Regions from separate parts of the Homo sapiens genome. Here region 2 is linked to region 1. Evidence: read pairs that join two places in POLR2A ChIA-PET (ENCODE). Cell type or tissue: GM12878. All regions are shown on one strand. Each heading gives the region's core, and the rest is flanking DNA. Links, peaks and the distances in the headings are about the cores only.

What was found. ChIA-PET counts read pairs that join two places held together with the same protein. Peaks named below come from ENCODE experiments on the same cell type or tissue, not always from the same donor. Only the 100,000 strongest peaks of a DNase experiment are listed, where the experiment ranks them.
Region 2: POLR2A ChIA-PET joins it to region 1 with 6 read pairs; 2 of 35 experiments call an interaction of 5 or more read pairs at or near these places.

The regions. Positions count from the first base shown.
Region 1 is chr10:89,361,543-89,366,927 of GRCh38, forward strand. It overlaps a transcript of LIPA not described here and the pseudogene IFIT6P. Among named protein-coding and RNA genes, the nearest start is that of IFIT1B, 14 kb to the right of the region's middle. In GM12878, for the core only: no CTCF peak of the experiment used is centred there; a DNase peak (open chromatin) is centred at 2,735; H3K27ac peaks cover 600 bases.
Region 2 is chr10:89,600,505-89,605,889 of GRCh38, forward strand. All of the region lies in intron 2 of PANK1 (pantothenate kinase 1), which reads right to left. Among named protein-coding and RNA genes, the nearest start is that of MIR107, 10 kb to the left of the region's middle. In GM12878, for the core only: no CTCF peak of the experiment used is centred there; no DNase peak of the experiment used is centred there.

The DNA of each region.
Region 1 (5,385 bases), core at 214-5,213:
GGCATCCTGAGAAACGAAAGTGTCATATAGCATTGAGGAGTTCAAAACCTATCTAACTGCATTAGTTTTCCAACTAATCTAAGTCACTGGCAGATTTAATCCCTTTCAGCCAGTATTCAAGCAGACAAAATGCATTTGCTGATATCATGATGTTGATAATTTTTAACTAAGGCTTCACAGCCTAGTATGGTTCCTCCTTAGGATATTGCAGGGACAGCACCAAACACTTGGCAATATGGAATGACGTTGACAATGTTAAGCTTTACCTAAGCCTTATGCTCCTGGAAAACAGCTATGGGGAAAAAAAAATCCACCCCCCACCCTCCACCTGCCTTTTTTTTTTTTTTTTTTTTTTTTTTTTTTTTTTTTTGAGACAGGATCTCATTGTGTGTGTCACCCTGGCTGGAGGGCAGTGGTATGATCACAGCTCACTGCAGCCTCAACCTCCTGGGCTCAAGCAATCCTCCTACCTCAGCCTCCCTGAGTAGCTGGGACTACAGGTGTGTGCCACCATGCCCAGATAAATTTTTTTTGCATTTTTTGTAGAGCTAGAGTTTTGCCATGTTGCCCAGGCAGATCTTGAACTCCTAAGCTTAAGCTATCTGCCCACCTTGGCCTCCCAAAGTACTAGGATTGCAGGTGTGAGCCACTGTGCCCAACTATTTAACAATGTTTCTACCTATCTTTTCATTAGATAGCATTCCATTTCCATCAGAAAATCACGCAAATACTTCCTGTTTATTTTCACAGTAAAAATGCTGATTATCATGGAGTCAAAGATAGGCTTGAGCAGTTGAGATGTCACTTTACATGGGGGTTGCTAATTGAAGCCCTTGAAATTTCTGATTTAGAAAACAGGGTCTTGGAAGAGATCCAGTTCGTGGACACAAAGTACAGTGTGGGAATGCACAACATACTAGCTTATGTGAAACACTGGAAGGGCCAGAATGAGAAAGCACTAGAGAAAGAAGTTGAATGAGAACACACCAACCAAGCAGACATGAGTGACCAGTATCATCACATGGGCAGGTGACCTGGGGCAACTTTGCCTGGGCTGGGGCAAATTTGCCTGGGCGTATCACCACATAGGCAGACTGGCAGAAGCCCAGACTTACCTGGATAAGGTAGAGAACATTTGCAAGAAGTTTGCAAATGCTTCCCGCTATAGAATGGAGTGTCCTGAGATGAACTGTGAGGAAGGATGGGCCTTGGCGAAGTGTGGAGGAAAGAATTATGAACAGGCCAAGGCCTGCTTTGAAAAGGCTCTAGAGGTGGGCCCTGAAAATCCTGAATTCAGCACTGGGTATGTCATCACTGCCTATTGCCTGGACGGTTTTAACACAACAGACAGTAATGAGACATTTTCTCTGCACCCCCTAAAATGGGCTGTCAGTCTAAATCCAAAAGATGCACACATTAAGGTTATCCTTGCCCTGAAGCTTCAGGATGAAGGACAGGAAGCTGAAGGAGAAAAGCACACTGAAAAAGCTCTAATCAGTATGTCTTCACAGACCTATGTTTTTCTATATGCAGCCCAGTTTTATCAAAGAAGAGGCAATATAGATAAAGCTCTTCTGCTCTTAAAAATGGCCTTGCAGGGAACACCCACTTCTGCCTTCCTGCATCACCAGATAGGGCTTTGCTGCAGGAAACAGACAAAAAAAGCTAAAGGCAGGATAGAGAAACTGTAGACAAAATAATAAGATTAGTTATATCTCATGTTGAATTTGCTGTAGAGCAAAGGCCCACATTTGCAATGGTTTATGTGGACCTAGCCAACAGGTATGCAGAGGGAGGTGAACACCAAAAAGTTGAGGACATTTACCAGAAAGCACTCAGCCTGCATGATATTAATAAAAGCTGTTGCAAGAGATTTATTATCGTTATGGCCCCTTTCAGGAATGTCATGGGAAGTCTGAAGCTAACACAATTGACTAATATTAAAAAGAGCTGGGCTGGGCGCGGTGGCTCTCGCCTGTAATCCCAGCACTTTGGGAGGCCAAGATGGGAGGATCACAAGGTGAGGAGATGGAGATCATCCTGGCTAACACGGTGAAACCCTGTCTCTACTAAAAATACAAAAAATTAGCCAGGTGTGGTGGCAGGCACCTGTTGTCCCAGCTACTCGGGAGGCTGAGGCAGGAGAATGGCGTGAACCCGAGAGGCGGAGCTTGCAGTGAGCTAAGATCATGCCACTGTACTCCAGCCTGGGCAACAGAGCCAGACTCCATCAAAAAAAAAAAAAAAAAAGCGAGGGGGGGCGGGTGTGGCTAAATATAGAAATTCAGTCAAGTGCTAGAGGAAAAAAATTTTAGTGCTTTACTGAATTGGCTAACAGGCAAGTTCATTTGCTTAAATCTGATGAGGAGAGTTTGAATCTCATTGTGCTCCTTCACACATTGAAAGGGGAAAAGAAAGTGAAGCTGTGCTGTCCTATGAGACAGCCTGAGACGGGCTACTGGCCTGAACCCTGTCTTTTGAGATGTTAAATGTTATCATATCTAAATCTAAATATCAGATAAATCTTCCCTGATCGCTGCTTTCAAAAAGGCATGACAGGAAGCAACATAAAACTGTTTGGTGGCACACATCGCATCATCAGCTCAACTCCCACTTTTTGGCTAATGAACACCTATCCACGTGGTTGTGGCAGCAATATCAGCACTTCTCCTTTATCACTGCACCCCTTTGTCACTCTTGATATGTCTTGTGTTAGGTACCTGGCACCTGCCAGACCAATCAGACTTCTGAGAATTTGCAATTGGAATTGACAACTTCCATTTTCAGTCTACTAGGTCAGCTGTTCAAAGGAGATTTATATTCAGGGAGTACAGGAAGTCAACTTTTTCATATGGGCAAAGATGTTGACCCACAAGAAGATCTACAAACAAAGCACATGGGCAGAAAGAGAGAAAAGATTCTTGTGTGCACCACAGTATCTCAGCTCCATTTTCACTTCTTAAGGCCCATCTCTCTCCTATACTTTCAGACTATTGAGATACCTTATAATATAAATTATTATAGCTTTATAACAAATCCAATCCTTTGTTTAAGAAAGTTCTCAGTCCTTGAAAGCGAAATAGTTCTAAAGTATTCATATATATGTATACATATAATATATATGTATATATATAGTATATATATAATTAGTCATTCTGACCTAAGGGAAGTTAAGTTGCATCACAAAAAGAGAAAGTGAAAAAAGTCCCCCTATTTGAGATGCACAAGTAGTGCTAGGTAGTGTGTAATATACTCTTTGCTCTTTCTCTGTATCCAAAAATCTATAGTAAAATTAACCAAGATAACAAATTTGTGAGTAGAGTTTTAAATTGTTGCAACCTCTAAGAAGCTGTGAATTTACATGTCTGTGTGGGAAGCAAGAAAACTAAAACTGTCTGTGCAGAAATAAGAGGCAGAAGAAGCCATAACATCTACCTACAAATAAAAGACACACATCAAGGAAGCATTTAGCCTTCCATGAATTGCACAGAATTGGAGAGTGTTGACAAATTTCACAGATATTTAAGGGCTGGGAAAGGATATGGAGCCCTTCATGTAGCTGACATGGGTGTAGAATTCCTTTCTAATTTTGGTGAGGAGATTTATTAGTTTTATTCAAAAGAACATTACCAGTGCATGGGGTTTCCAAGGAGCTCTCCTGGCCTCTCCTTGAATTCCTTACCTAATACCACTACAGACCTCTGTGTAGGGGCAGATTTGACTTTCCTTCTGGAACACAGCTAAAGATAAAATCTAAAGACAGAGATCTTGTAAATTTGTTTGAGTTCTTTGTAGATTCTGGGTATTAGCCCTTTGTCAGATGAGTACTTGCAAAACTTTTCTCCCATTCTGTAGGTTGCCTGTTCACTCTGATGGTAGTTTCTTTTGCTGTGCAGAAGCTCTTTAGTTTAATTAGATCCCATTTGTCAATTTTGGCTTTTGTTGCCATTGTTTCTGGAGTTTTAGACATGAAATCCTTGCCCATGCGTATGTCCTGAATGGTATTGCCTAGGTTTTCTTCTAGGGTTTTTATGGTTTTAGGTCTAACATTTAAATCTTTAATCCATCTTGAATTAATTTTTGTATAAGGTGTAAGGAAGGGATCCAGTTTCAGCTTTCTACATATGGCTAGCCAGTTTTCCCAGCACCATTTATTAAATAGGGAATCCTTTCCCCATTGCTTGTTTTTGTCAGGTTTGTCAAAGATCAGATGGTTGTAGATGTGTGGTATTATTTCTGAGGGCTCTGTTCTGTTCCATTGGTGTACATCTCTGTTTTGGTAAAAGTACCATGCTGTTTTGGTTACTGTAGCCTTGTAGTATAGTTTGAAGTCAGGTAGCATGAAGCCTCCAGCTTTGTTCTTTTGGCTTAGGATTGTCTTGGCAATGCGGGCTCTTTTTTGGTTCCATATGAACTTTAAAGTAGTTTCTTCCAATTCTGTGAAGAAAGTCATTGGTAGCTTGATGGGGATGGCATTGAATCTATAAATTACCTTGGGCAGTATGGTCATTTTCACGATATTGATTCTTCCTACCCATGAGCATGGAATGTTTTTCCATTTGTTTGTGTCCTCTTTTATTTCGTTGAGCATTGGTTTGTAGTTCTGCTTGAAGAGGTCCTTCACATCCCTTGTAAGTTGGATTCCTGGGTATTTTATTCTCTTTGAAGCAGTTGTGAATGGGAGTTCACTCATGATTTGGCTCTCTGTCTGTTATTGGTGTATAGGAATGCTTGTGATTTTTGCACATTGATTTTGTATCCTGAGACTTTGCTGAAGTTGCTTATCAGCTTAAGGAGCTTTTGGGCTGAGACCATGGGGTTTTCTAAATATACAATCATGTCATCTGCAAACAGGGACAATTTGACTTCCTCTTTTCCTAATTGAATATCCTTTATTTCTTTCTCCTGCCTGATTGCCCTGGCCAGAACTTTTTACAAATTTATAAGAAAAAATTTTTTCACAAATTTACAAGAAAAAAACAGACACTTCTCAAAAGAAGACATTTATGCAGCCAACAGACACATGAAAAAATGCTCATCATCACTGGCCATCAGAGAAATGCAAATCAAAACCACAGTGAGATACTATCTCACACCAGTTAGAATGGCCATCATTAAAAAGTCAGGAAACAACAGGTGCTGGAGAGGATGTAGAGAAATAGGAACACTTTTACACTGTTGGTGGGACTGTAAACCAGTTCAACCACTGTGGAAGTCAGTGTGGCCATTCCTCAAGGATCTAGAACTAGAAATACCATTTGACCCAGCCATCCCATTACTGGGTATATACCCAAAGGATTATAAATCATGCTGCTATAAAGACACATGCACACGTATGTTTATTGCAGCACTATTCACAATAGCAAAGACTTGGAACCAATCCAA
Region 2 (5,385 bases), core at 181-5,180, 240 kb after region 1:
AAGATTACCTAAAAATATAGGTAAAGTGCTTACATAAGCCTTGGCAAATACAAAGCATTCAAAAAATGTTGGCTCTTTTATTAATGTCTGGGGTGGTCCCCAAGTGCCCTATTATGTTCCTGTGAGACAAAAATGTACAGGGGCAAAAAGGTAAAGGGGAATGACCTGGCTGAGGGCTAGGCTTAGGGTCTGGTAGCCATTTTGCCTTCTCAAAAGTTTAATTTATGATCCTCAAATATATTACTACTGGCCCAGAGATCTGGAAACATCATTTTCCATGGACCAAAGAAAGAAAAAAATCTAACAATCACCAACATGAAACTGAACAAATGAAGATAATTTAAGAGACCCAATATAAATTTTTAAAAAATCTCTTTAAAAATATAATAGCAAGTATTTACTGTTTACTACATGCTAAACCCTTGTACCAGATTATTTAATTCTCCCTAAAACCCTAAAAGTTGGTACTATCAACCTTATTCTATGGTTAAGATTCACAGAACTTAAATAACTTTCCCTAAGTGACACAACTAGCAAATATCTCCCAATGACTTGCTGTACTTCTCGTGTCTTCATTGTCATAATGGGTACTGCTTCTGGAGTCTGGAAACAGCCTACACAAGTACTAGACTCAGATATTTTGTCAAAAAGATATTATCTTCATTATAAAAGTTAAGAGGTAAAACGGGCTGGGGTGTGGTAGTTCACACCTGTAATTCCAGCATTTTGGGGCGCCGAGGTGAGAGGATCACTTGAGCCACGGATTTTGAGACCAACCTGGGCAATATACGGAGACCCATCTCTTAAAAAAAAAAAAAAAAAAAAAAAAAAGCCTGGTGTGGGGTACATGCTGCTGGTCCTAGCTGCTTGGGAGGCTGAGGTGGGAGGATCACTCAGGCTTGGGAAGTCAAGGCTGCAGCGAGCCATGGTCGTGTCACTGCACTCCAGCCTGGACAACAGATTGAGATTCTGTCTAAACAAACAAACAAAAAAAGAGCTAAAACAAAATTTTTGACTTCATGTTACTCATTTGAATTTCCTATTTGACAACATTTTTGACTTCACATTACTCATTTGAATTTCTTATTTAACAAAATCCTCTGATTGTATACCTGCAGAACGGAATTAGTTAGAATAGGTTACCAACCAGATAGTGGATGTATTCTTGATTATTCTTGAAATAAACATTCTAAATGACCCATGGTGCTAAGTAAATCTACCTCATAAATGGTTCTAAACATTTCTTTTTTTACCAAGTGAAACTTCTGTATGAGATGTATGTAATTATACATGTTTTAAGAAGCAAAATTACAGGTATAAAACTATCTGGAGACCTGAAAGACTATAGCAGGGCATAGCAGTGTAAACACTATTTCCTCTGTTCTCCCTGATTCCACAGCCTTCCATTGCACTTACAGCACAGGTCACATTCTGGCTTGTTTTCTAGGTCTCTTGCTGCCCCTTAGCACTATGCTCAAAGGCCTGCACATAATAATTGCTTAATAAACATTTATTATGTGGAACAGGGAGTTATTATCTCTTGGATCACCCCAAACTGAAAAGTAGCAATTTCATCAGCCAGTCTTGGAAGTATAGGTTAACTGCTTAAAAATTAATCAGAGGTTCATCAACAATATTGACAGCCAATTCCAGAGCCAACATAACAAACACAAAGTCTGTCCTGCTGGACCTCCTGAAACTATACTAGGAAAAAAGAAAAACCTGCCAAGGCAAATAATCTACGTACGTACTAGAAAAGAAACATCATTATTTCACCTTTTCCCTAAAAATTATTTTCTAACAAAGTGCTAGCAGCAAACATCTCTTCTACACATTTCACTGAGGGGTGGATATCTCTGAAGCTTGAGGTCATGCATCCCCAGACAGGGAAACAAAAATATGTGTCACTTTCACTGAGCCCTACAGAGACCTCCCTCAAAAGTCTTCACCATCTGGGAAAAATGACAGGGTCCCAAATGCAGGCAGTGAGTCATACTGCTACTTGGATTTTTCAAACAGGACATCTGAAATTCAGGACAAGTTGGGAATTAATTATCAGACTTTGCAGTCCATTAGTACAACTGAATGAACTTTGTGGAAAGCTTAAAACAGCATGTTGAGATTTCAGCTAGTGAGAAACACTCTTTCTCGGGGCTTAGTTTCCTTTACATCAAGGGCCACAGACTCAAATGCTTAAAGGAGACTGTAAGAAAACAAAGGAGCAAAGGCCTTGACTAGATGTAGAGTCACAGAATGATAAGGACTGTAGCAAACAAGTCAACCTGCATATATTTAAAATTCACCTGCTGTCCACTGTTGCCATGTGATGTTGAGGGCCCAGTGTTACCAGATGACCCTATTTTTCAAGAGCCAGAAATCCAAATTTTTATGTTAAATCTTCCAATTTTTAAGGGCTGACAGGTAATTTAACATTAAAAAAATACATTGCAGACCAACAAAACATGTCTGTGGGCTGAATCTGATTCCCATATTACCAATTTTATCTATATATATCCTAATGCTGATCCTATAATGAGCCTTAAATGATCAGAAATCTGAACTGCTAGATCCAGCAAATATGCAAATGAAGCTTCAGGTCATTTGAACATACTTTGTAACTAAGATATGCTGGTAAATGTTTAACAACCAGCTCTCTGAAACTAAAAGCCCTAGTTTATAGCATTTACTAATTTCCATCGTATAATCACCCCCGACCATGACCAATTTCAAGCTACCAATGTGATGTCAATAAACACATAATTGGGAAGAGATGCATACATGGACTCTTTTAACCCAGTAGGTGCTGGCTGTAGCATCCCTCTGCTTGTAACTCTCCTTAGCACTTTTGGAGAGTATCAGTTCTGCCAATTCCTAAATTATTAGGTTAAATTTAAGCCACTCCTCAAACTTAAAAACAACAAAACAAAGCTTGTCCTAAGACTCAAACTCTGTAAATAATGGAAGCTAATCAAAGACTGTATAGATCCTGGCTGTGGGACTTTAAGCAAGGAAGCTATCACTATTACCTATTTTGCAGATAAAATGCATCACTGTGGGTCAGTGGGTTAAGTTACCTACTCCTGTTCCTAAGACTAACAAGTAGGGGAAGAGGTAAAGTAGAGAAAATTTTCCAACTACAACTCTGAAAAACTAGCAATGTTATTTCTAATACCAAAGTTACTTAAGTAAGTAGGGGTACAGTGGGGTTCTCAAACTTTAAGTGCATCAGAATCACCTGGAGGGTTGGTTAAAATGCAGGCTGCTGGGCCCCAACCCCAGATAGCTTTTTCCACCCTCCATCAAATGACGAAAGGGGCCATCTATGAGTGGTCAAAGTCTCAAGCAAGAATGAAATTGAGAATGATAGTGTCTACCAAATCTTATGCTCCTGCAATATCACAAATCAGTCCTCAGATTAATAATAGGGACCAAGGTAACAGGTGTTCCTAAATGATGCTCTTAGGTTTAGACATTCCACAGATTCATAGGTGTCCTACCCGCTCCTGATGCTTTTCCATCATTATATGCTTTTTAAGACTGGTCCCTTGGAGATTTCTGGCATAAGAAAAGCCAATTCTTAAGTCCTCACACATTGAAAAAAAGTGATGAAAGCAATCAGAAACCTCTTTCTGTTGCCCTAAATTTAATGTCAACCGAATAAGACTGTTGTTATATCCTATTTGTTCAAAGGGTAGGTAATTTTTTTACTTTTAAAGTAACTAAAAGAGTTACTTCTGACTTCTAATCAATGTTAGCTTTGGACTGGACAAAACTCACAAGTGTCTACATGCATACTTCCAAGATGTTGCAGGTTGATTTCCAGACCACCTCAGTAAAGTGAATATTGCAATAAAGCAAGTCACATGAGTATTTTGGTTTCTTAGTGCATATAAAAGTTGTTTACACTGACGGGGCGGTGGCTTATGCCTGTAATCCCAGCACTTTGGGAGGCCTAGGCAGGCGGATCACTTGAGGTCAGGAGCTTGAGACCAGCCTGGCCAACATGGTAAGACCCTCGTTTCTACTAAAAATACAAAAATTAGCCAGGCATGGTCACGATGTGTCTGTAATTCCAGCTACTTGGGAGGCTGGGGTAGGAGAATCGCCTGAACCCAGGAGGCAGGTGTTGCAGTGAGCCGAGATCGCATCACTGCACTCCAGCCTGGGCACAGACTGAAACTCCGTCTCAAAAAAAAAAAAAAAAAAAAAGTTGTTTACACTATACTGTAGTCTATCAAGTGTGCAATAGCATTATGTCTTTTTTGAGACAGAGTCTTTCTCTGTCTCCCAGACTGGAGTGCAGTGGCAGTATCTCGGCTCGCTGCAAGCTCCGTCTCCCAGGTTCATGCCATTCTCCTGCTTCAGCCTCCCGAGTAGCTGGGACTACAGGTGCCTGCCACCACACCTGGCTATTTTTTTGTATTTTTTAGTAGAGACGGGGTTTCACCATGTTAGCCAGGATGGTCTCGATCTCCTGACCTTGTGATTTGCCCACCTCGGCCTCCCAAAGTGCTGGGATTACAGGTGTGAGCCACCAAGCCCAGCCTAGCATTATGTCTAAAAAAAAAAAAAAAGGACATACCTGAATTTTAAAATATATTTATTGCTAAAAAATGCGAATCATCTGAGCCTTCAGATTAGTAATCTTTTTGCTGGTGGAGGGTCTCCCCTCAATGTTGAGAGCTGCTGACTAATCAAAGCAGGGTTTGCTGAGGGTTGGGGTGGCTGTGGAAAAGTTCTTAAAATAAACAAAAATGAAGTTTGCCGCATTGGTTGACTCTTCTTTTCACAAAAGATTTCTCCACAGCATGGAATGCTGTTTCATAGCATTTTACCCACCATAGAACTTCTTTCAAAATTGGAGTCCATCCTCTCAAACTCTGCCACTGCTTTATCAACTAAGTTTATGTAATATTCTAAATCCTTTGTTGTCATTTCAACAACGTTCACAGCATCTTCACCAGAAGGAGATTCCATCTCAAGAAACCATTTTCTTTGCCCATCCATAAGAGGTAACTCTTCATTCTTTCAAGTTTTATCATGAGATTGTAGCAATTCACTCATATCTTCAGGATCTACTTCTGATTCTAGTTCTCTGGCTAGTTCTACCATATCTGCGGTTACTTTCTTCACTGACATCTTGAACTCTGTCCATGAGGCTGAAATTCACTTCTTCCAAACTCCTCCTAAAGCTATTTTATTCCCCCAACTTGAATCTGAAATGTTCTTAATGGCATCTAGAATAGTGAATCTTTTCCAGAGGTTTCTAATTGATTTTACCCAGATCCATCAAAGGAATTGTAATCTATGGCAGCTATGGCCTATGAAAAGTATTTCTTTAAAAAAAAAAAGTATTCCTTAAATAATAAAACTAGAAACTTGTAA